Regions from separate parts of the Homo sapiens genome. Here region 2 is linked to region 1. Evidence: chromatin loops called from intact Hi-C (ENCODE). Cell type or tissue: breast epithelium. All regions are shown on one strand. Links, peaks and the distances in the headings refer to the core of each region. The heading gives the core; the rest is flanking DNA.

Evidence for each region. Hi-C counts contacts between places; a loop is a spot of excess contacts. Peaks named below come from ENCODE experiments on the same cell type or tissue, not always from the same donor. Only the 100,000 strongest peaks of a DNase experiment are listed, where the experiment ranks them.
Region 2: a loop joins it to region 1, with 23 times the contacts of the local background. A loop is called at or near these places in 1 of 110 quality-filtered maps.

Annotation. Positions count from the first base shown.
Region 1 is chr2:74,358,560-74,366,889 of GRCh38, reverse strand. DCTN1 (dynactin subunit 1) reads left to right here. Exons shown (of 32, transcript NM_004082.5): 21 at 1-107; 22 at 270-431; 23 at 515-646; 24 at 872-997; 25 at 1,233-1,375; 26 at 1,649-1,815; 27 at 3,262-3,276; 28 at 3,463-3,596; 29 at 3,713-3,896; 30 at 4,161-4,240; 31 at 4,749-4,838; 32 at 5,254-5,735. The coding sequence ends at 5,391. Among named protein-coding and RNA genes, the nearest start is that of DCTN1, 18 kb to the left of the region's middle. In breast epithelium, for the core only: no CTCF peak of the experiment used is centred there; no DNase peak of the experiment used is centred there.
Region 2 is chr2:73,414,521-73,422,853 of GRCh38, reverse strand. It overlaps ALMS1 (ALMS1 centrosome and basal body associated protein), which reads right to left. Exons shown (of 23, transcript NM_001378454.1): 3 at 3,536-3,731. It also overlaps the pseudogene GNG5P4. Among named protein-coding and RNA genes, the nearest start is that of ALMS1, 33 kb to the right of the region's middle. In breast epithelium, for the core only: no CTCF peak of the experiment used is centred there; a DNase peak (open chromatin) is centred at 4,343.

The sequences.
Region 1 (8,330 bases), core at 1-8,000:
TGGAAACTTCATGCAGTGACATCCGCCAGTTCTGCAAGAAGATCCGAAGGCGAATGCCAGGGACAGATGCTCCTGGGATCCCAGCTGCACTGGCCTTTGGACCACAGGTTTAAGGCTGCAACTGGGGAAGGGAAGGAAACTGAGTAGAAACATGAAGGGTATAGCACTTGAAGATCTGGATCTGGTTAGGGGACAAAAATGGTTTTGGGGTAGCTGGAAACTGTGGTGCTGAACCCAGGGTTGACTCCTGACTCTGGCCTGGCACACAGGTATCTGACACGCTCCTAGACTGCAGGAAACACTTGACGTGGGTCGTGGCTGTGCTGCAGGAGGTGGCAGCTGCTGCTGCCCAGCTCATTGCCCCACTGGCAGAGAATGAGGGGCTACTTGTGGCTGCTCTGGAGGAACTGGCTTTCAAAGCAAGCGAGCAGGTGGGCCTGGATGGCTGGGTAGAAGGTGTGGGGAGAGTTAGTGACCAGTGTGGGGCTTTTACTTCTGCCCTTGGCTCCTGCAGATCTATGGGACCCCCTCCAGCAGCCCCTATGAGTGTCTGCGCCAGTCATGCAACATCCTCATCAGTACCATGAACAAGCTGGCCACAGCCATGCAGGAGGGGGAGTATGATGCAGAGCGGCCCCCCAGCAAGGTAGGTGGAGATTTCCTTGGAGAAGTTGCAGAGGCCTGTAGGAGTAAGACTTGCAGAGCTACTGCTAGTTGTGGGAGGACGGGGAGACAGGAGGAAGGCATCTGGAGAGCACCATCCTGCCTAGAAGGCAGGGTTTTCCCTGTAACTGGATCTCTCTGTAAGGAGCACAGTGATGATCTCTTCTCTCCACCCTCACTTTCTCACCCCCTACCGACCATTCCTTAGCCTCCACCGGTTGAACTGCGGGCTGCTGCCCTTCGTGCAGAGATCACAGATGCTGAAGGCCTGGGTTTGAAGCTCGAAGATCGAGAGACAGTTATTAAGGAGTTGAAGAAGTCACTCAAGATTAAGGTGAGGGTAGTGTAGGCTCAGGATCTGGGGGCCAGGAAATTGGTAGGACTCAGGAAAGCAGTGAGTGTTGGGGATCGGGACCAAGACGGCTTGGGAGTTAAGGGGAGAAGTGGGGCCTGCAATCAATGGGAGCTGTGGTGAGCCCTCAGGGAACCTACTATCTCATGGTCTAGCCCCCAGTTTCCAGGGACTGTGGGGAGGATGTCAGGGATCTAGAAGTTCTGTCCTTGTCCAGGGAGAGGAGCTAAGTGAGGCCAATGTGCGGCTGAGCCTCCTGGAGAAGAAGTTGGACAGTGCTGCCAAGGATGCAGATGAGCGCATCGAGAAAGTCCAGACTCGGCTGGAGGAGACCCAGGCACTGCTGCGAAAGAAGGAGAAGTCAGGCACTTTCCCTGGGGCCTTGCTTCCTCTAATCCTCCCACTGCTGGAGCTCTCTGCCTCCTAACCCATACCCCTACTCAGGTTCTCTTATAGTGAGACTCCCCATTTTCTTTACCCACTGCCAACCCCATTGCATCACCCCAGCCTAAGCCTGTGCTGCTCTGCCCTGGCTTCTCACTGGCAGGGCTATTCCAAGGACCTCTCAGGACTGAATAGTCAAGGAGTGCTTTAGAGAAGGGACACTGCCAAAGCCCAGATTCTCTTTCACAGAGAGTTTGAGGAGACAATGGATGCACTCCAGGCTGACATCGACCAGCTGGAGGCAGAGAAGGCAGAACTAAAGCAGCGTCTGAACAGCCAGTCCAAACGCACGATTGAGGGACTCCGGGGCCCTCCTCCTTCAGGCATTGCTACTCTGGTCTCTGGCATTGCTGGTGGTGAGTACTGTGGAATAGGCAGCACTAGCACAGAGGAGATTGTCTTCTCTCCTGTCCTTGGCCTCATTTTGACCTCTGCCCCACCCCCCTTACCCCCGGGTATTCAGCCAGGAACATGCTTACACAGTTTCACTCTGTGCCAGTTTTCACCAAGTTTTCCCTTCCGCTGAAGATGTGTGCTGAGTTTCTCTGGGCAAAGGAGGGCATTACTAAATTGTTAATGAGGCTCAGAATAATGATGACAGTTGGTCTCTAGTAGATGTCCTTTCTGGCTCTGTAATCTGACCTTTCTGCCCAGCCCTATATCCCAGAGGGTTGTCAGCCAGCAGCAGGCTGGGCTGACTCTCCTGGGGCATCCAGCCCTGCCCGATACCTGCTCTTGATTGCTTCTCTGCTTGGACACTGTGTTTTCTCACTGAGTTCATGTGGCTTCATTTTATGATGTGGTCATATCTTCCACTGCTGAATTATCCCAGTTTCACTTGGGGCTTGTGTTTTGACCTTTGTCTAGTCACTCAGTATAGTCAGGGCTCCTCACCTAGAGTTTTTCTGGTTACCAGTTCTAGCCTCCCCAGTTACCTGACTCAGGAGGTGGCTGCTGCTGTCTTTGTTCTCCTCTGCCCTATAGTTTGTTTTGTTTACTCTCCAGTTTCTCACTTAACCTTCTCACCTCCAGAAGACAGGCTTTTTGCCCTGGAATTAAACCCTTAGGGCCTCCAGACTTTCCCAGCTGCTCCTGAGTCTTGTCAGCTGACCTCACCTACATAGAGTCTTTGACAAAGTCTCTGTTACTGACACCCCTTGATCTTGGGAGGTGACCAAGTACCTTCTTGACTTTAGGCTCTTGTGGTACAGACAGCTCTGTGTTCTTTGGAGAGAGTTTCCAGGATTACTACTTTGTGTTGTTTTTAGCACTCTTGAAACAAACATTAGCACTCTTTAAACAAACATAGTTCTGAATTTATGAAACTTCCCACCAAAAAAGAAGGTCTTTTGCCTCAGAGCAATGGGGAATCCTTAGGAGCAAGGGAGTGTGTTTGCATCCCCAACTTAAGCTTTGCTGCTGGTGAGCACTAAGGGTGCAGACATATTGGGGTCTCTGGAGCATTCTCCGTGCCCTTCTTGGAGATGGCATCTGAGACAGGGAGGCAGGAACAGCCTCATGTTCCAAGTACTTTGTACAGTGCACACTCTCTTTGCCACTGTTCTTCACACATTGTACCCTGTCTTGTGGCCTCACTCCTGTTTGGTGTCTTTCTTTAACACTTATCTGCTCGTCCCCAAAGATAGGTGGCAGAGAGTCTTGTTAGAGAAAGTATGATGATTAGGAAAAGGGTTTTCCTGCAGGTTGTGTCCAGGATTCCTCTGGTGTGTCCCCGTAACCCCCAAATCACCTAACTCCTCTCTCCTCTTTTCCTGCTCCCCCATGGGCTATCCCGAGCACAGAAGAACAGCAGCGAGGTAGAGACCCACTCTGGCCGGGGGTTACCAGGCTGGTGGGAGTTGGAGCTAAGGGAGCAGGGTGGAGGGGGAAGCCAGGACTGGAGATGGGTGATGGGGGGATGAGGAAAGGGGAAGAGTAGGAATGGAGCCCAATTTTCAACCCTTTCCACTTGGGGCTGATGAGATTTTTTATGGTCCCCACAGGAGCCATCCCTGGGCAGGCTCCAGGGTCTGTGCCAGGCCCAGGGCTGGTGAAGGACTCACCACTGCTGCTTCAGCAGATCTCTGCCATGAGGCTGCACATCTCCCAGCTCCAGCATGAGAACAGCATCCTCAAGGTGAGGGAGCCACGGGGAGGACTGGGATGGGAGATGGAGCATATTTGCCCCATTGATGATAGATGACAGGGGCCTCCTAGCACCTCTTACCACTATCCTTCTTTTTTCATCCACAGGGAGCCCAGATGAAGGCATCCTTGGCATCCCTGCCCCCTCTGCATGTTGCAAAGCTATCCCATGAGGGCCCTGGCAGTGAGTTACCAGCTGGAGCGCTGTATCGTAAGACCAGCCAGCTGCTGGAGACATTGAATCAATTGAGCACACACACGCACGTAGTAGACATCACTCGCACCAGCCCTGGTATGTACCTGCCAACCCCCAAGATGAATAAAACTGCCCCCTCCACTTGGCCCAGGGATTTAGCCCCTGCTCAGGTGGTTCCCCCACCACAGAAGCTCTTCCCAGCAGTGTTCTTTGGCTTCACTGTTCAGTTTGTTTGATTCACCCACTCTCTCTCAAGTACTTGTTCTGTTAGAGAGTCTTATACCTGCACCCCTAACCCTTAATCCAGTAGAACTGCCTGCCTGCGCCTTGGTGGGCCTCACCAGCTTTCTCTCCCCACAGCTGCCAAGAGCCCGTCGGCCCAACTTATGGAGCAAGTGGCTCAGCTTAAGTCCCTGAGTGACACCGTCGAGAAGCTCAAGGTCAGCTCAGTTTGCCAGGCAGAGCTCACTTCACAGCATAAACTGGTGGAGCCAGGCACTTGTGGAGTTCCTCTGAGCCCAGCCCTGTGCTAGACAGCAATTGGGGAGGAGATGGAAGGGAAGGCAGGGTTCTTGCCTTGGAAGCTCACTGTCTCAGTGCAAACAGAAGACAGATTCTCATAACAAAATGGATAAGCTAGGGTAATCTTTAGAGTGACTGGTTCAGGCTTTAGCTTCCATCAGCGCTGAGATCATTGTGGGGTAGAACGGTTGGGCATGGCTTCCCAAGAGCGGTAGAATGTGAGTTGGGCCTTACAGGATGAGGACTTGCAAAGTAAGGAGGAGTGCTGGTGTGGGGATGGGGTTGGAGATGAGAGCAAAAGTATGTTGATATAGAGGACTAAGTCCCTGCCCCCCTGGTATTAGTGTCTCTGTGAAACCACGTGGTCTTGTGCTAGCCTGTGGGGGTCCCATAAATGAACCCTTGTCTTCCTCTCCCCTTCCCTAGGATGAGGTCCTCAAGGAGACAGTATCTCAGCGCCCTGGAGCCACAGTACCCACTGACTTTGCCACCTTCCCTTCATCAGCCTTCCTCAGGGTGAGGGGGAGCATGGGGTGGAGGATGGGACAGTGTGGAGAGCTCAGGCGGGCCCCCCTCTCCTCCAGAATTGGAGGAGGCCTTTGGAGTCTCAGGTCTAACAACTGCATACCTTGGGTTATCTGGCCAAATTTTACTTACAAGTAACTCAGAAGTGCTTACAGTGCTTTGAAATTCCAATATTTTAGCACCTAAACACCTTCCGTGACTTTTGACACCAGGAGGGCCTCAAAACTCCCTTGTCAGATTATGTATCCCCATTCTTATTTGAAAAATGTGGTCACAATAGCCCAGGATCTCAGAAGCCCTAGTCACCCAGGAGCTGCCTTGGTCTCAGTGCTCAGGGACCCCTTCAGTGGCCCACAGCTCAAGTGAGCCCCTGACCTGGAGTCTTTTTCTCCTCATCAACCACCAGGCCAAGGAGGAGCAGCAGGATGACACAGTCTACATGGGCAAAGTGACCTTCTCATGTGCGGCTGGTTTTGGACAGCGACACCGGCTGGTGCTGACCCAGGAGCAGCTGCACCAGCTTCACAGTCGCCTCATCTCCTAAGCACTCCTTTCCCCTGCTGTCCCCTTCGACCCTCAGCCCTCTGGTGCCGCTCTGCCCGATGCACAGCCACCTCAGCCAGCCCCCAGGTAGAAACGTGGGTTAAGCTCTTCCTGCCCCGTTCAGCTTCACTCCCACCCTTTCAGCGTCCTGCCCCTTCACCTTGACCCGGGTTCCCCCACTCCCATTCCCTGGCCTCTGCCATAATTTGTTGTTCAACTGCTCCCTCCTTCCTGAGGGGCCTCAGGGCTTGTGGGGGGTAGGCTGAGACCCCACCACCAAAGGTTAAGTGAGGTCCCCTTGATTGAGGACTTCACCCCTTGATTAAAGCAACTTCTGCTTCAGTGCTTCCTGTGTGGTGTTGAGAGTGGGACTTGGGCCATTAAGCTCACAGCAGGAGTGGAGGAGAAGCGATGCTGAGGAAGCTTTGGCTGTATCAAATTTGAGGTCTCCTCTTCGTAGTGACCAGAAGAATGCTGTTTCTAAAATTCATGTGCAGTAAGTTACTCTAACCAAGGAGGAAAGGGCTAGACTTAGGACTAGGTACCTAAGTTCATTTATGGAGTCAGGAGGGCTGGGAGGGTGTAGCCTCTGCCAACCCTGCCTCTGCTTCCTGTAGCTTCCACTGCTCTTTAGTCCAATTTTTGGAGCTGGAGTAATGATATGATCACCACCCCAGCCAATTTTCTGATGTACTGGCCAGTCTTCCCATAAGACCTGGGGTCTCTCAGAGGGAATATTTACTAAATAAGGGAAAACTAAAGTGGCATACTAGTAAAGGATAGGAGGTACAAAAGCTACTCCCAAACCCCACCATAAATTAGTATCACCTGGGGAGTTTCTTTTAAAATGTAACAGATTTCTGGTCTTGACCCAGACCTACTGAAAATACTTGCAGAGTTGGGACTCATTAGGCTGGTAAACAGCACCCCAGCATTGTAGATATTAGCCCCAGTTTAGATTAGTTGGCTAGCTCCTTTATATTCTCTTTTTTTCCCTCTTGGGGAGAGAAGTCCAGTTCAGACTCCCAAAAGGCTCTGATCTAGATGCAGAAAGAGACCCTTGACCCTGCAGAGTGCTAGGCCTAAACTAGGCCAGACCCTCTGCTCTTCTGCTTTCTGTCTTGAGGGGAAGGGCAGACAGGAGGAGGGGTGCTTGAAGTTGGGCGTCCAGGGGCCATATTCTCAATGACTATACTGTCTGGGAGGTCAGTGGGTTATGGCGTTTGAATGCCTGCTCTGTACCTTGGCTCTTCTCACCTGGGATTCCGAGAGAAAATGATTTGATGACTTTTCTTCAATACTCTCAATGATGGTACACAACCAGTGTCATTCCAGATGCATAGGATGTAATGCATTACATATGAGGGATTAATTCTCACAGAACTGGTTGAGAAGGGTTATTATTGTGTCTTGAACCAGAGAGTCTTCACCTCACGTCTCCAAATTGGGCTCTGCTAGGGCAAGGAAATCACAGACCACACTGTCCTTTCCTTGGGATTGGATTCTACCCAAGCTGCTGACCTGCCTTCTGATTGGTGTGGTTAAGACACCGAGGCCAAGCAACTTCTGGTGGCACTTTGAAAGGAGAATGGGGCTTTTTGTTCCATCCTTTTCCCTTGGTGGCAGTTTCTCACTACTTAAACTGCTGCTCTCTTGAATGCCGAATTCATTCACCCAATTATTTGTTGGCTATCACCCTGTGAGTGCCCCACAGGTATCTTAAGAGTCAGCATGTCCAAAACTGAAATCATCTCTTCTGTGTCCTACATGTGACAAGCCACAAACCTGGATATCCTTGACTCCTTCTTTGATCTCTTTAGCTAATTTAGTTATCCAGTCCTGTTCAGTTTGTCCTTCATTACTGTCTCTCAAATTTTTCCACTTTTTTTACATCCACGAACTTTGTCTATAAATAACTTCTTGCTCTGGGCACTTCAGCAGTTTTTAAACTGGTTACCCTACCTCCATTGCCTTTCTTCAACCAGTTCTACACATCGATATGAGGGACCTTTCCAAAATGCATACTGGGCCATGTCACTCCCCAGTTTAAATCCTGAAATGATTTCTTCAACTAGATTTAAAATTTACATAAGATCCTGAAATGGTTCCTCTATGTGTCTAGATTTTAAAATTTAAACTCACTAGAATGGCACATGAGACCATCAATGATTTGGGTCCTGTCCGCCTCTCCAGCCTCTCCCGATGTGCCAGGTGGTTCAGCTTTAGTGAACCCCTGCAGTTTGCTTGCCACCCGGTGCTCTCTTAGGCCTCTTCCCACCACCCAGAATGCCATCTACCTCCTTCCCTCCACTCTACCTCCCTGCCCTCGCCCCATCCCCATTCCTCAGCTGACATCCTGTCCATTTATTAAGATAGCTCTGGCAATGCCATCTCAGGAAATTTCCAATCCCTATGGCCTGTTAGGTGCTCCTCTTCTTGAGGCAGCAAAAGATACCGACCTTTTTTCCAGGTGTGCTTGGATTTAGTTGCTTTGTGACTTTGGCAAGGTTTCTAATCTCTGATCTGTTTTCTTACCTGCAGAATGGAAAAATGATATCTTACAGGGTTGTTATGAAGGTCAAATGAGATAGTGCATGCAAGCATCAAGCACTGTGCTGGCACACAGTAGCCTTGCTTCTCTTCTCCAGTATGTGCTCCTACTACGCTACTTTATGCCAGTAAGCATCTGTTTCTATTTTAAGTGTTAGTTAACTCCTCTCCCACTTCAGACAGGAGTTCCTTTAGGGTGTCTTCCATCTCTGCATCCTGCCAAATACAAGTAAAGGGCACGTATTTGAGGAGGAGGAAGATGACTTTTATTTTGGACATGAGTTTGAGGTGCTTGTGAGAATGTACAAGCAGAGATGTCCCTTTGGCAGTTGGAACCTGCTGGGTCTGGAGCTCAGCAGGGATGTCCAGATTGAAGATAGGAAAAGTTTG
Region 2 (8,333 bases), core at 139-8,138, 940 kb after region 1:
TAAAGTTTCAAATATTAAATGCTGGGTAATGCTGAAAATTGATTATTTACTTACGTATATAATACTTTAAAGCACCTACATATGCTGCCATATGGAGAATTCTACAAGCATTAGAATAATAATATAAAAGCAACAGCAGTAGCAGCTACCATTTATTGAGAGTCTGACAAGGTCCAGGTGCTTAACACACAATATTTCATTTAATCCTCATGACAACCTTGAAAGATAGGTATTATTATATATATCTTATAGGTGAGGAAACATGATTACAAAACTTACAAAGCATTAAGTAACTTGTCCACATTCAAGTAGCTGAAATGCCAGAGTGAGATTTGAACCCAAGCATTTCAACTTTTAGCAAACGCTCTTAACTATTATGAGTGTTTCTTCCCATCTTACATAATATAGACTACACCCGTTATGTCAAAGCATAGCACAGGAGCTCCTGGGCCCTAAGACACTCTTAGGGGGTACCTAATGTCAAAATTTTATTCAAAATAATATTAAGATATCATATGCCTTATTCACTCCCATTCTCTCAAAAAGATACAGTGACATTTTCCAGAAGCTACAGAATATATGATACAGCAACAGATTGAATACAGAAACAGACATGAGAGTCTTGATGTTTTCTATTATGTCAGACATTATAGAATTGTTTAAGTAAAACATGGCCATACTTCTAAACATTTTTGTATTGGAAAAGTTATTTTTTATAAAATATGTACTTTTTCAATGAATTAATAAATACATTTTAAATGTTTCAGTTTTAATTTCTAATGTGGGAAATATCAATAACCCAAATAAACAAAAGCTCTTTGGAGTTGTCAGTAATTTTTAAAAGTGTAAAAGAATCCTGTTACCCAAAAAGTTTGAACTGCTGCTTTAATGAAAAAAAAATTCTTGTGATTTCCTGAATGTTGACTTAAATCATTCTTATTTTAATCAGTATACTTTCTTGATTTCAGAATGCCTGCAACACTGTGTACAAAGTGAGGACTCCTCTCTCACATTACTGTTCCCCCTGAAATTACTGCAAATCTAGAGTTCACAGAGCTCACCATGTTGTCATCTGTCCTTTACTTAGTCAAAACACATACTGTCACTGCTTATATACCCTGCATACCTTCCATATAATTCATCACCCTCTTGTTTTAATCTTCAGTCTATCCACTTCCCATCTAAATTGTCAACTGTGTCTACTTTATCCATAGCTATATCCTCAGTGCCTAGCAAAGTACCTGCTACACTTAAAAGGTACTCAAAAGAGAGTTATTTATTTACTGAATGAATTAATTAAAAATGAAAAACTGATATGTAACAATAACCTTTGCCACCAAGGAACAATTGGTACAGTTCCTCTTTGGTCTTGGCACAGAGAAGCAGTCTTAAACCTCCGTAACAGTCCTTCACCCCTCTAAAACTCATGAAGAGTTTTTAACAAAGTCCCCAAATACACTAGAGCTGATGCTACAAGGGGGACCTTTGGGCAAGTAAAGCAAATTTACTATTTCCAGTTAACTGCAGGCTGAGTATTTAAAGAATCTGACAGTCTTTTCTCAAAAAAAATTAGAGTTAACCCTAACTAGGTTTCAGAACCTACAGAAATCCTCAGTACCTAAAATAGCTATTTAAGTATAAGTAAGGAATAGTAAGTAACAAGTAAGTTACAAGCAGCATTTCAGCATCTCCTTAAATATTTAAGAATATCTCAGGGTGGAGTTGGACAGTTAAATCACATAAATAGGCAAATGTATTTGCTAAAGGAGCAGGCCAAAGCTGAAGAGTTAATGATTCTCAAGTGTACAACATTATCTGTGTGTGTGTGATGGGAAGGTGGTGTATTTTACTTGCCATGCCTTTTTCTTACAGCTTTCAACTGCTTCTTGTTTCCTCAAGTGTGGATATCTGTTACTGGCTTGCATCCCTCTTTTTTGAGGTATCTAACCATTCTGGCACCAGCCATCATCAATTACATTTGCCATTGGCGAGAGCCTATTTATCACAATGTTAGTACTTATGCGTAACAAAACAGCAATGATAAAATTTCCTCTGCCTATGAGATCCAGGAATCTACTCCAATAATTTAAAATGTTCTGCCCTAACTATAGTAAATGAGAAGCCAGAGTTATAAAACTTTACATTAGAAAACATTTTAGGTCACGAAGTACAATCTCCTCCCCAGTGCTAAAATCCTAATACAGAATTTTGCTAGACATTTTGCAGTGACATGAAGCTCACTTTTTGTTGTTGTTATATAGCCTTTTTTAGTATTAAATGGCTCTATTAGAAAGCTCTTTTTTACATCAATTTGAAAAATAGCTTCCCTTTAAGTTATGTATCCATTTTAAACTCTAGGAGTTAGCAAACCTTTTTTAATAAAGGGTCAGATGGTAAATATTTTCGGTTTTGTTGGTCATACATACTACTGTTGTTTGTTTTTACAATCCTTTAAAAATGCAAAAATCATTCTCAGCAGATGGACAGTACAAAATCAAGACTTGGCCTGTAAGCTATAGTTTGCAGACTCCTGCTCTACACCATTATAATACAAATCCCATGGTACTGTTATTTTCTGTTTACTGGATTGCCTTCCCAGAAGAGGAGGTAGCTTTCATCTATATACCCCTAGCATCAAACACATAGGAGGCACTTAGATATTTGTTACATGAATGAATAAAAAATAAGTTGCTTCCTTTTTAGCATAACAGCCCTTCAAATATTTGACCATAGCAAAGTCTTCTCTTTTGTCTATCAAAAGATAGTCCTCTCCTCCCACAAAGGTACTCTAATTTTGTCAACCTTTCTTAAAATGTGGACCTAAAATTGACTTTAATAATCCACATCATAGAAAACGTTGGCACTAATACCTTGATTTGGATAGCATTAGTTTATGTTGGCAAAGAACTTGCTGAATTAAGTTCTATTCATGCTTCTCTACAAAACTATAAAACCATCTTCATAATTGAATCCCTTAATGATTTTAAAAGTACTTAAAGTTTATCTTTTATAAAGAGCTAATAAATCAGTTCCATACTAAACAGAGGAAAGCAGCAAGATCTACCTCAGACAAGCCACTCAACCTCTTTATCTCAATTTTTGGTTTGAAAGCTAAGGATAATAACATATGCCTTAATTAATTCTAAAAATCAAAAAGGTAAATATGAACATTTGTTTTTTGTTTTTTGTGGGGGATCATGGAGTCTCCATTGCTGAGATAACCAAAGTATACTATTCATCCCAAAAACTCTGCAAATTCAAGACTGAGGAGGCACACACAGTAGACAGTTATCACCTTTCTGCCTTCTGTGAGCAACGGGAAGTGATAAAATGAGAGGCAACTGCACACTTAATATAATTAGATCAGCTAGCCAGTAAAAAACAAACAAACAAACAAAACAGAAATAAGCTAATCCCTCTGAGTAGGTCTCTACAGAGCTCCTTAACTCAAAAAGGGGAAAGTTACAAGACTTGCAGTCCCCGCAAAACTTACAAATGTGAGGTATTACTACTAGTTAAAATAAACAGGCATTACCTAGCAGTGGAGAACAGAAGAGATCTCTGTTGGGTTCCTTTACTTGATTTTCTGATTGCGTCAATATGCCCTCCTCCAGAGAGGGGAAGTCTGTCACTTCAGTATCTTCCGTTCTCACATTAAACCTAGTCTGGGATGTATCCAAGGTTTGGGAAGAGTCCATTTCTTGAGGAAGACAATGCCAAGATTCTGTTTTCTAGAAAAATGTTAAAGGAAAACATGCTAAGTCATTAACTGAGTTACCATACATATTAATATTTAGATGAAAATGTCCACTCATGTATTATATAGCTTCCTATTTAATGACATTCTCATCAAAGTATAGAAAATGTAAAGCTGTTGTTCTCACAATATTAACTACATTTTAGACCTCTTCCCATTACTACACATCTTTTTTTAACACAAAAAAACCTTTTATACTAAGTTGTATTGTACGCCGCTGCCAGTGTATATAAAACAATTACCCTTGTGAAATAGAAATTCATGAAAATTCAGAGAGGTAGATATTAAGGACTGACAAAAGTAGAAGTTTGTATATTATGGCACATGTGTTCCGGGGATAAGCTTTTGTACAGGCTTCAAATGTAGCTCTCTTTTGAATATTCACTGTATCATGAGAAGTGGCTTGGGAAACCTCTGAAAGATTCATTTTACTACAAAAAGGAACAGACTTTCTGGGGTATGAAGGAATTTGTACTTGAAGATACTCCAGTCAGCAGAGAGTCATGTTAAGCAATCTGCAGACAGAATTGTTTCAAGTCTGCAGCTGCCTGGGAAATTTTTACACAGTTGAGCCGGGCCTTCAGCCAAAGCTGTTGAGCCACTTTCTTCGTGGCGGCGATGCTAGAGGGGCCAAACTTGGTGCACGCAAGGGCTGGGCCGATTCATGGGACCTACTGAAGCATTCACTTCAGCTTTAGCTTGGGAATTCACTTGACTGAATTTTTATTAGCTCTACTAGTTTCTAAACGATCCCTGGCTCTTCTCAGTATATATAACATTATCATATCACCCATGAATGTGATACACTTGTCTCCTTCAAATATTTACTCTTAAATTAGTGGCAAGATCCAGAGAACTGCTTCTCAAACTACCTATAGGGAAGAACCAGTTTTTCCTACTTCCAAGTCATCACATACTGACACTTTACTAAAATGCTAACAAAAATTAATGAGAAATAAGCTAATTTTTAAAACCAGTAAAAATAACTAGAAAAATGAAATTAAAAGTCTTACTATAAGCCCAAGATATAAAACACAAGCCCAAATGTTTGATTTCTAGGTCTAAAAAAAGATAAAATTACTCTATCCAACTACTATAAAAGTTTCTAAACACTTCCTCTCAATTTCTATACTTACCTCTTGACAGACCAGTAACAAGCAAATCATGGACTGGCACCAATCTACAGATCACACTAAATAACAATGCTGAATTAAAGTCGTATTAAATACTAATGGTGACAAGTTTAAAAGGTATTTTCCTTTTGAATTTAATATTAGTTAATAATTAAGTATAGTCTATCATGATATGAAAGTATTTTCATTTTCAAATAATTTGATTAGAAATGAACACTAAATTAGCTCAAACTATGTTATAGCATCATTTTCCCCAATTAAACCTGATAAAGGATAGCAATAATTTTTTTTTTTTTAGACAGGTTCTTGCTATGTTGCCCAGGATGGACTCAAACTCTGGGCTAAAGCGCTTAATCCTCCCACCTCAGCCTCCCAAGTCACAAAATTTCTTTATATTGAAACATGTTCACATTTCTTACACAGTAGTGGTAGATCAGACGTTTAAATGTTTGCTAGCATATTCTTTAACATTTTCACACATATATGGTCACAACTAAGATTAATCAGTATTTTAGAATGCCCTCATTTTCTTGTTTCATAACGTTGTTCTGTATTTATTTAAGCAACTTCAATTTTCTTTAAAAATGTAAAAGATTTATCAGCAAATCTATTAGTTCCAAAAATCTTTTTGATAGCTGGTACTAACATAACTTTCTCAATTTCCTCCTCAGTAATCCTAGTCTACCTCTATGAAATACTCATAGTTTTGTAGAAAGTCTATTTCATTGAGATTTTTTTCGCAACTCTATTTACTAGGAATATATCTATTTTTTCTCTATTTCTTGAATTTAACAACTGTATTATATTTTATAACTTGTTTTTCTCTTTACCACGTTTCCTCTATTTGCAGTTTTTCTTTTTTTGTGTGTGTGAGACAGGCTTTTGCTCTGTTAACCAGGCCAGAATACAGTGGCACAATCTCAGCTCACTGCAACCTCTGCCTCCAGGCTCAAGTGATCCTGTCATCCTCAGTATCCTGAGTAGCTGGGACTACTGGCAGGCACTCAGTTAATTTTTTAAAAATTTTTGTAGAGACAGGGGTCTCACTATGTTGCCCAGGCTGGTCTGGACCTCCTAGACTCAAGCGATTCCCCTGTCTTGGCCTCCCAAAGTGCTGGGATTACAAGTTTTTGAGTCTTTATGTAAAATCTTTGGTTAAATAATTCATTCAATTTGCTTTATTTATTTAAATAAAAACATGAGAAAGTGGCATTATATTGACAGCAACTTTAGACATATAATGTATTTTCATTATTTTGTAAGTATTCCACTACTGGACTCTTCTTCCTTGATCAACTCAAATGTTTCTAAGAGAATATAGGTATCTTTTAATTCCCGGGTGGTACAGAATCCATAAAAAGAAGATGTATTACAATTTACAAATATTTTCGCAAACATTTTCCAGCAAGACTTTTGTCTTTGAAGAGACATTTCTAATATTTAAAATTCATTAACAAAATGTTCATATAGTAAGTTTAAGAAAAAAGATACCCACTATCCACTACATAATATCAGTTATACAAATACATGCAAAGAAAAAAATGTGGAGAGAAATATTCTAGAATATTAATGCTACATTTATGGAATAGCAGACTTTTGACATTCCAAAATACCTCAATCCCTTCTACACTGAATAAATTAATCAGATCTATAACATCAAATTGCTACTGGAAACATGCTTTTCACCTTTCTGATACTTGAAAATAAAAGGAATATGAGAATGATTAATTTTACATTTTTTCTTTAGAGGGCACTCCTTTCTATAGGGGACAGGTTAGTGAGCCAACAAAAGGTTTTAAAGCAGAATTCCAATCATCTTGTGACTCACTAAAGCAAAAATCACTGGTCCCGAGTCATCTCTTAGCCTCTCTGACCATGGTTTGAGCCTGTATCCCATAGTTCACTCCTCTCTAATAGTGACAGATGTATCCATTAGTCTTTCTGTCCATCCTCTGACCTCCACAGATCACTTACTCTCTAGTTCCTCTACTGCAATAATTTTTTAACTTCACGGAGACAACTATCCTATCACATTTATACTTTTCTTTATTCCTTTCTTATCTGTATTTCCTTCTTTGCCCCTCTGAGAGTTCAGAGCCATCCTTATAATCACTGCCTTGCAAACACCCTTAACTTTCTTGCGTTTTTCTCCCATTATCCTATTTGCTCAGCAAAAGCTAACACTGATGGAACCGTCTCCTTGCATGAATCCAATCAGCAGCACGTTGCTGGAGAAATCACACTCCCAAACTGACTGGCTTTTCTTTAAATTGATGTCACTAAACCTGAAGGGCACTCAATATTGCCTGGAAATCCTACTACATTTTCCTGGTGAGTTGAGATTTCATACCTTCCCTCCTCAGAACTATTGAACGCTCCTAATTTTCAACTGATGACCTTCAATAATTGTAGAGCAGGAGAGAGGAACTCCCTTGTCTTCAACCACCAGATCTACAATCCCCATTACCAGATTTCTATCTTATGACTTGAAAATAAAAAAAAGTCACTCTGCCTCTCAAAGGCCTTCCTATCTCATTCAAATTTTTTTCAGTGATTTCCTTCCTATGTGATTCTCCCACTTTCCTTCACCCATTTTTCTCTCATTACTGAATCATTCCTCTCCTATGCAAACATATTCTTATAATTTCCCATTATAAACTGAATTTTTAAAACAACCTCTGTTCAACCTTTTTTAACTTTCTGCATTATGTATTTTCTTGATACATTTCAATCATCAAATATTCTTTGTGTTATACCTTTTAAATCAATATAAAAAGGCCAACAAATCTCTAAATATTTTTGACAGATGTGGGGAGGGACAACATATAAGCATTCTGACAAATACAAACAAATTTTGAGGGAGAAAAAAAGTTTGAGATACATCTTTGGGATTTATCAGTATACAGATGTATTTAAAGTCCTGGATCTGGATGAGACCGCGAACATTCCAGCGTTTCAAGCAGAGGTTGAAAACTAAATGTGTATAGGGGTATGGGGGTAAGACAAATGAAGTAATCCAACCTGGAATTGGAGAGTAATGGGATTTGTGGCTAACTATGCATGTTCACTTTAAAGTATTCTATTTCAAAAGTGTTAAAACATTATGCCAAAAAAAATGGTTTTTGAAAACCACATTTGAGTCATACTTGGGTCCACAGCTTACAAATTCTGATTCTAAGGTTTAACAAAGGAAGATAAAGCAGCAAAGGATACTGAGAGAGAACAGCCAGATGAGTAGAAAAAAAACCAGAAGAACCCAAGAAAGGAAATAATTTAAAGAAGTTATGTAATGATTAATAATAGTGTCAAATGCTATTTATCGTACCTAAGAGGAGGACAGAAAAGTATTCACTGTATTCAGCTACATAAATATTGCTGGTGATACTTCCTTTCAAAGAATTGGGGTCAGAACACAAAGTAGATCAAGTAGAAGAATAGGCAGA